2 separate regions of the Homo sapiens genome follow, and region 1 is linked to region 2. Evidence: chromatin contacts called from ENCODE Hi-C data. All regions are on one chromosome and are shown on one strand. Each heading gives the region's core, a stretch centred on a gene start or an enhancer-like site at or near the end of the contact. The rest is flanking DNA. Distances are from core to core; before and after follow the strand shown.

Evidence for each region. Hi-C counts contacts between places; a loop is a spot of excess contacts on that map. Pooled maps may share reads with other maps.
Region 1: a map of CD4-positive, alpha-beta T cell shows a loop between it and region 2 (12-fold over the local background). The contact joins two enhancer-like sites. A Hi-C loop is called at or near these places in 7 of 168 maps with a recorded cell type or tissue (CD4-positive, alpha-beta T cell, CD4-positive, alpha-beta memory T cell, CD8-positive, alpha-beta T cell and 1 more) and 11 of 50 pooled maps.

The regions. Positions count from the first base shown.
Region 1 is chr3:189,323,271-189,327,277 of GRCh38, forward strand. TPRG1 (tumor protein p63 regulated 1) reads left to right here. Exons shown (of 6, transcript NM_198485.4): 6 at 1-2,034. Among named protein-coding and RNA genes, the nearest start is that of TPRG1-AS2, 85 kb to the left of the region's middle. RefSeq lists an enhancer at 796-1,995. Within about 2 kb of position 1,606, at least 6 of the 41 ENCODE cell types and tissues checked have a DNase peak (open chromatin) inside an H3K27ac peak, as active enhancers do; they include CD4-positive, alpha-beta T cell and CD8-positive, alpha-beta T cell, where a contact is called at or near this core.
Region 2 is chr3:189,131,030-189,135,305 of GRCh38, forward strand. It overlaps a transcript of TPRG1 not described here. Among named protein-coding and RNA genes, the nearest start is that of TPRG1, 39 kb to the right of the region's middle. RefSeq lists enhancers at 774-1,973, 1,411-1,480. Within about 2 kb of position 1,487, at least 23 of the 41 ENCODE cell types and tissues checked have a DNase peak (open chromatin) inside an H3K27ac peak, as active enhancers do; they include CD4-positive, alpha-beta T cell and CD8-positive, alpha-beta T cell, where a contact is called at or near this core.

The sequences.
Region 1 (4,007 bases), core at 356-2,855, 190 kb after region 2:
CTAGTACTTAGTTAATTAGACCCATTTTTTTCTTAGGAAAGAGTTGGATCAATCATGGGAGACCCTGAAAAATTTCCTTACCTTTCCTAAGGTTTAATTTCCTCTTCTGCGAAATGGAGACAATTATATTACTTTTGCTTATTTCATAAAGATCTTGTGAGGATTCAATGAAATGAGGTTAAATTCTTTTATTAAACAGAAAGTTTTGAGTATTTGCCTAGAGAGTGATGTGACTTTTGCAGCAGAAGGTGGGAAAACATCCAAGGGAACTACATTTCCTCCAGAAATTGTTTCTTCATTACCATCGACCTACTGATTATGGTTTTCTCATTTTACACTTGGTGTTCTTACTTGGGATCTTTGTCCTTAAGCTCAACAGGGAGCCACAACCCAGGGGACCTATGTGTACACTTGGAGTTTTTATCAGACTATCATTTGAACTTACCACTACAGTTTAGCAAATGGCATGATGAGTTTGATTGATAATAGGAGTAGACGCAAGATACATTAAGTAGAGTACAAAGCATTTCATAACCAAAATGTCATGGTTGGAGGTCTTCATTATTCGGTCTTTATCTCATTCAGGAATTTCCACTTGAAAAATCTCTGATAAGCTTTATTTCAGAAACTGCTTGAACAGCTCCACTGACAAATGCCTCACTATCTTCTGATACATCGTAGGCAGTTCTGAGGGTGAGAAAGTTCAAAGCAGATAGATGTTTTAACACAACAGGAGGACTTTTAAACAATCACCAGGACTCACTCCTCGGTGGTCAATTGGGCCTGTTTGGAGGCCTGACCTTTGGTCATCTTAAGGTCATCTAAGGCAGAAAAGAGAAGCTCACTTATAAGTTGGCACTTCTGAATCATTTGCCTTGAGGTCCATTTTTTATTCAGCCTTTGTTTAAACCTTCTTAGGAAGCCAGTTTGTAGAGTTCTGGGGATAAGAAGGCAGAAAAACCATGTCAATTCAGTGCTTTTATTTCACAGAAAATGAAGCAAAGGCCTAGAAACTAGAAAGACATTTCTCAAAAAGAAGATGGTGAACTTTTGGAAATACTGAGATTAGACTACATTTTCCAATTTCTATCCCTAGCCCACTGCTCTTTCCAATATAATATCTGTATTCCATGGGAAAGACATGCCATCTGAATTGATGTATCGTAGTTGTTGAGATAATTTTGAAATGAGAAAACAATAGGGCACAGTCGTTTGGGAAGAATTTCCAGAAATTGCCATCATTTTCTTAAAGGCTAAGGACACTTATAGAGCTCTCCGATTTCCTATCTGATAAAAAAAGCCCAAACAAAGCTGCGGAAGCTGGCAGAGCCAGCAGATATTTTGTAAGGCAGCTTCACCTCTGCTGGCATTTTGTGGGGCAGGAGAGGGGGAGGGCAAAGGTATTAAATTTAGGCTTAAAAGCTCCTCAGAAATTCTTTACACACAAGAGACCAAGTTGGAGAAAAGAAGATGACTTGTGCCAAGGGGAAGAAAGAGAGAGACTAATGCCTGTGGTTTTCAAAGGTTAACAACAACATAAAAAAGCCAAGGTATTTGCACAGGGATGAATGCTCATTGGCTCTTGGCCAACAATTATACAAGGGCTTGTGCCCACATCCTGTAGCTGTGGTTTAGGGACGCTGCTCATGAGTGACTTCTTATGCTTAGTGGCAGGAAACTTTAGTCACTGATGTGTAAACTCACCTTTGGTCTGCACCTCCCACAACGTGCTCCGAAAGCAGTTAGGGGACTAGGCCTCTTGATTTCCTTGTAGATACCAGTTCCCCAGAAGCTAAGGAAAAACTCTGAGGCCTTGGAGTTACTGAGAGTGGACCAATACTTGTCTTATTCTACCTGATTTTGGCAACTGCTTAGGGTTCTTCTGTATCCACAAAAAGGAATTATGATATCCTCTGCTAAACCCTCTCTTTAGCCTCAAAGCCCAAGACCAAAAAAAATGAGCCATATTTCATTGCAGGCCTGCTGCCAATGTGAAATATAAGGAATAAAGTCATGAGACTGCTTCTCAACCTAGACCTTGTATCTCGTGTGCTATTTTATATTCGATTTTAAAAAGCTCTTAGTAAATATCTCAGTCCCCTTTTCAGTGAAGCCAAATGGAATTTGCAAGCCCAGTTTAATTAACTCCTACGTTTTTAAGGTAGATATGACAGATCATGATATATTGTGGATGCGTTGAGATCAAGTGTTCTGAACCACCAACTTGTCTGTCGTGTCCTGCCCATAATGCTTACCCCATGCATCTCAGAAATTCCTTTTCCTTTTTTAATATTGTCTGAGCACTCTTCACGGAATCTGAGATTAGAAAGGATCTTAAAGGTCATGTAGTTTAGCCTCCTTTGGTTGAGGTTGCAGGAATGCCCTCAACCAGAGCATGCACAGCAGATGGAAAATCAGCTTCTGTGTGAACATTCCAAGAGCCCAGAACTCCTTGCTTTCTAAAGCAGTTAATTCCACTACTGAGCAACAGCAACAAGTAGAAGGTTTTTCTGGACATTGCACCCAAACCTCTCTCCTTGGAAATGTATAGATTTGATGCTAGATATTCCTTTGAAGGTATCCCAAATAAATTAATTTCCTAGTTCACATATTCACACTTTCTATAAAGGCAGGTGCTCTCCTAAAAGGTAGTGACAGTAGTTTTATTTTTGTATTTAGAGACAAAACTCCAGTGAGCACAATCATTTTTAAATATGATGCATTATCCAGAGTCCTTATCGAGCTTGTCTCTTCTTTGTAGACTATTCTGTTTGGTAAACACTTCTTTTAAAATATTATATTCAACACTTGTCTTGGCAGTTCATATATAGATTAATCAGTGCAAATTAGAATGGAGTTGTTCTTTATTTGCCACTATACTGTTATTAATAAAATCCAGGTTTCTTCTATCACACTGTTTGTTCACATGAAATGTATGAATAACTTCATACTATAATATAATATATAACTCCTTTCCTGATTGGGTAAATTCATTGAAAGCACAAATGAGACCACTTTAGCATAGATTACTTTTACTGAAATTGTGTTAGTTCTGAGTAATTACTGTTTTCTTTTCTAACTTTTAAATTTATTTTCTAAATTATTTGTTTAACACTTTACCATATAATTTTGCCTAAGTCACTGTTAAATTTACTCTTCTCTAGCATCTGGCAACCACCAGTGTTTTTAAATGAGTTTTTTTCTGTCTTCAGTCTAGAGGACAAGGTGGGCATAATTATCGTGATGGACAGCAGAGCCAAAGCAGTAAACAGATGGTTTGATCCACGGAGTTCTTTGGAATTAGTTAGTTGATCATGGCGTCCCTAGAACAAAAATAGATGGACAGCCTACTTAAGTCTTATTTAACCTGTGGAAACAGAAGTGATTTGAAGTCCGACTTGAGTCAGCACCTGCCACTCCAGGAAACCCCCATCCTGATTGAACTTAGGGATCTCAATTTAATGGCAGCAGTTTCCACTGTCATGCTTGCCCGCAGAGAATGGCCACCATGGAACTATTCAAGAATAGTAGGATTTCCTTCAGAAATGTGTTTCTGGTCTTGGGGTTGAAAGCGTCTTTGGAACTTCCTAGGGGACATAGAGGCTAAGTGAAAAGGTTGTACACAATAAAACCACTTTTGCATCCTGAGCTCCCCAAACCTTTAGAAGCCTTCCTCTGGCATTTCAAGTTCATTAATGTATACTTTCTTTAGGTTGATAATTGAGTTAACAAAGCAAACTATTAGAGCCACTCTTAGTGTCCCAAATACATTGGATCAAGAATCCTGGCCTGGTCCACTCTAATCAATAAATTCTTCATGTTCCAACATTATGCTTCTGATCTGATAACCTTGGAATCAGTGCCCATACATGTTCTTCCTCTATAGATATAAGTTGGCAAAGCCTTACAATTATTTTGGAATTTATTTTACTCTCTCATGAATCACACTTGTTCACTTACTTTTTAGGAGTCAAATCTGTTTATAAGTTTAGAAACAATGCAAAATG
Region 2 (4,276 bases), core at 237-2,736:
CACAACTCTAAGTAACGTGATCGTATGTCCCACTTTGCCCAGAACAGTTCAGATTTATCCTTTTTGGCAGCATAATTAGTAATAATCTTACCTTTTACTCTAAAAAATGTTTTAAATCGGAGCAGCGATTATGTAGTAATTTCACTGATGGGAGGGCTCAGGGAGATTCCAACTTGGGCTTCAGTGTTTAAATTGGTGCTAAAGAAATCCCTAATGAGTTACTTCTATACATTACAAAAAGGCAATATCATTTAAGATATTATGTAAATATGATACATTCTAATGTTGGAATTATATATAAATATTCATGTGTGTATATGTATACGTGTATATACGTGTATCTATATGTGTGTTTATATATATATAGTTGTCTAGAAAAAAGCTCACTAAAAGGCAAAATTACAATAATTTGAGAATATAAAATCTCCATCTTGAAGGAAACAAGACCATGTAGATAGCAGTTGATAACATAATAATAATTCTTCTCACAAATGCAGTAGGACTTTATATTACTGAGCACTTTCTGATCATATTTTCTCATTTCAACTTTCTAAGAATGCTCAGTCAATAAACGAATCCCCCATTTTGCAGGTGAAGCCAAAATGCAGATACACAGTGAATGAGGCAGATCTGGGACCTCTGAGATTGTCCTCATTAAGACCCTTCAGCACTGACCTTTATCCTTATCCTATATTGGCTTTCAAAGCTAAGAGTGAGACATTGAACTTATAGCCAGAGGCATATTATTATGCTTGTGCTGCTTGTCTCTCATCTCCTTGAGAAGGAAAAGGAGAGCATAATAGTGCCACAGTATAACTCAGGAGAAACTAAGGAAAGCTTCTTTTTTATTTAAAGCCAACGTTTAGCCAATGGTTAATTTCTGTCTCAAGCTATTCAAAGGAATACTAACTAAGATTTGCTGTGACTGCTATGTGATTTATGGCAACTTGCTTTTCTTCTCTAGTCCTCAGTTTCTCCATGTGAAAAATGAAACTTTTAACTAGATCATCTCCATGGTTCTCTCTGGCTCTGATAGTGCACGACTCCCTGATTCTGAACTTCTGGGAAAAGGACAAATTCCAAAGCTGTATTCCAGAACCACCCTGTCTAACTTGGTCTCTTCTTTTCTTTGCATTTGGAGTGAGCCCAAAAGAAAGGTCATTTTTGCAGACATCTTGATGTTGTGCTCCAATGTCCTCATTAAATAACAGGAGCCTGGACTGGCAGGCCCAAGGGAATATTCAATCAAGGAGAAAAAGGCCAAGTCATTACTGGAACCCTATCATCAGAGCTGTAAACACAAGCATCTATTCCTGGGCGTTAGCTGAAAGCGTGTTTGATCGCGTGCTTTCTCTCTCTCCTTATACAGGTTCCGTTTGTCAAATGTGTGCGACCCTTCTGATAAGTCACCAGAGGTGATGAGGGAGAGAGAGAAAGAAAGCAAATTACAACTGTAAAGAGTCTCTGAACAGTGAAAGATCAAAACAGACAGTCTCTGGCTTTACTGGATGAGTCACCATTGCAGCCCGACCGCAAAAACAAGCGTGGCTTCTGTACTTAGCAGCAGTCTTCCTGTCTGGAAAGGAAACATTGCTCAGATTGGAGATACTGGCCATTTTATAGACTTCAAAGCAACTTAGGCCACTGAACTGTCAGGCGGGAAAACAGGTAAAACAATTTTCCTAGCGTTTGTCTGGAGAATCAGCTACTCAAATCTGATTTGAAGCTGCATGGAAATACTTTCATCTTTAGCCAAAGCTGTTTATTTTAAAAAGTTTTAGTATGATGGTCTTCAGTTCCAGTGTAGTATGTCTATTTTTCCTCAAATAATGTAAGTTAGTTTTTTCTGGAAGAGACTTGTTTCCAGGCACTGAGCTAAGTTCTGTGGGGGATGGAGATATAATCAACATGAGGACCTTCTAATGAGGAAGCGGGGCCAGTACACATACCATGACACTATGAACGGAAATATGTACTGAAAACAGGAAAAACATGATACCATGATGGTGCAAGGAAAACAGAGGTGGGTCTTGATGAATGGTCTACCAGAGGAGAGACTAGTGTAAAGAAAGGCCTGTGTGTATTCAGGATTTAGCAATGAGTCTAATTTAGGTTGAAATGTAACATACAAATAAGGAAGTAGAAGAAATAAAACTGGAAAGAGACTGGGATCAGATCTGGAAAGAGTTTGAATGCCAGGATGAAGATTTGAAGTCTTATGCTGTGTGCTAGGGAGACAGGGAGAGAAGAAGTAGTAACGTTATGGGAAGATAATAGTGCCAACTCCAGAGAGGAAAAGGCAAAGGAGCAAGATCAAGATCAGTTAGAAGCCTCTTGCCACAGTTCAGGAAAGAAATTAATTTTGGCCTGATATGGTTTGGCTGTGTGTCCCTACTCAAATGCCATCTTGAATTGTAATCCCCTCGTATTGAGGGAGGGAAGTGACTGGATTATGAGGGTGGTTTCCCCCATGCTGGTCTTGTGATAGTTCTCACAAGACCTGTTGGTTTTATAAGCCCTGCCTACACTTCTCTCTCCTGCCACCATGTGCAGAAGGTCCTTGCTTTCTCCTCTGCCATGATTGTGAGTTCCCTGAGGCCTCTTCAGCCTTGTGGAACTGTGAGTCAATTAAGCCTTTTTCCTTTACAAATTACCCAGTCTCAGGCAGTATCTTTATAGCAGTGTGAGAACAAACTAACACATGGCTCCTCACTTACAGCATTCCATCTCGAGCTAGACAAGAGAAGATCTACAGGAGAGGGTTGTGTTAATGCATCTGAATTTCTAACCTAGTCTATGAGGATATTAATATAAATAAAAGTATTCACCATCACAGAATGGATTAGTGTATGTTAAAGTCATTGAGTGGAGGTGTGTGAGACTCTGAAGACTGTGGCCAACTCAAGTTGACACAACAAAAGAAAGTTGCTCACTTCATAGAAGTGTGGAGGCAAATAGTGTTATCTGGACTACTCATACTGCAGGCTTTATTGCTGCTTGGAATGTTGAATACACATGTTAGCTATTCAACCCATAGTTTCTTTCCATTGTATGGTTTGTTTCCAGTCAAGGTCCCAGCCCTTGGTCTTTGAAAGTAGTGACACCAGGAAGGAAGAGCTTCCACCTTATCTGGTGGCTCTGTCCCTGCTGTGTGTCTGACCGTGGGTAAATCACCTGCCATCTCTGGGGCTTGGTTTCCTCATCTGCAAAATGAACATGTTATGTTCTTCAGTATTCAGGGCCCTTCAAAGTTTCAGCAGTTTAAGTTGTATGTTCAGTACAAGTAGTATCCATTACTAACGTTATCTTTCACAAAATGAACCAATCTCATTGAACCCTCCTAACAGCCCTAGGAATAAGCAGTGGGGGTATCCTTTTTTTTTTTTTTTTTTTTTTTTTTTGAGACAGAGCCTCTCTTTGTTGCCCAGGATGGAGCACAGTGGCATGATCATAGCTCACTGCGGCCTTGACTTCCCTGACTCAAGTGATCCTCCCACCTCAGCCTCCCCAAGTAGGTGGGACTATATATAGAGGCATGCCACCACACCTGACTAATTTATAAAATTTTGTAGAGTTGGGGTCTCACAATGTGGTACAGGCTGGTCTCAAACTTCTGGCCTCAAGCAATCGTCTTTCCTCAGCCTCCCAAACTGCTGGAATTATAGGCATGAGCCACTGCATCTGGATGGTATAATTATTTTAAATACATTTTACTCATATGTTAATAGAGCCACATGAAAGGTAAATAATTTTCACTAGGACTTACAGTGATTTACTGATCTAGTCATGACTAGAGCCTTGACCACCTGACTCCTAGCCCAGTGCTCTCTCCACTCTACCAGGCTGTACTGATCAGTAAAGTACATGACAAGGAATGTACGCAGTTTTCTATGATCTTGAATATGCTGTGGCTTTATTGTTTCTTCTGAGTTAGGACAGCCCAACAGAAAAATAATGGTTTTACGGGGTCCCTGAAAAGTTTTACTGGTTAAATGCATGTCTTTTAGTCTACTTCCTTACAGTGGGATGTGTGCAGATGTTGAGCTCTTCTTTGCGGTCAGTACTTCTGTCGTCAGATGCAGGTGGTTATGAACTTGGATGCAGTCAGTAGCCAGAGACTTGGCCATCTACACTCTTCAGCATGGGTCCCTCTGACCCTAAAAATCATACAGTCCCTGGGCCAAAATGGCCTCATCCAATCCAATGTCCTGTCCAGGGCTTGATCTCTTCTATTGCAGTTCTAATGGTTGTCCAGCATCTTCTTGAGCGTCAACAT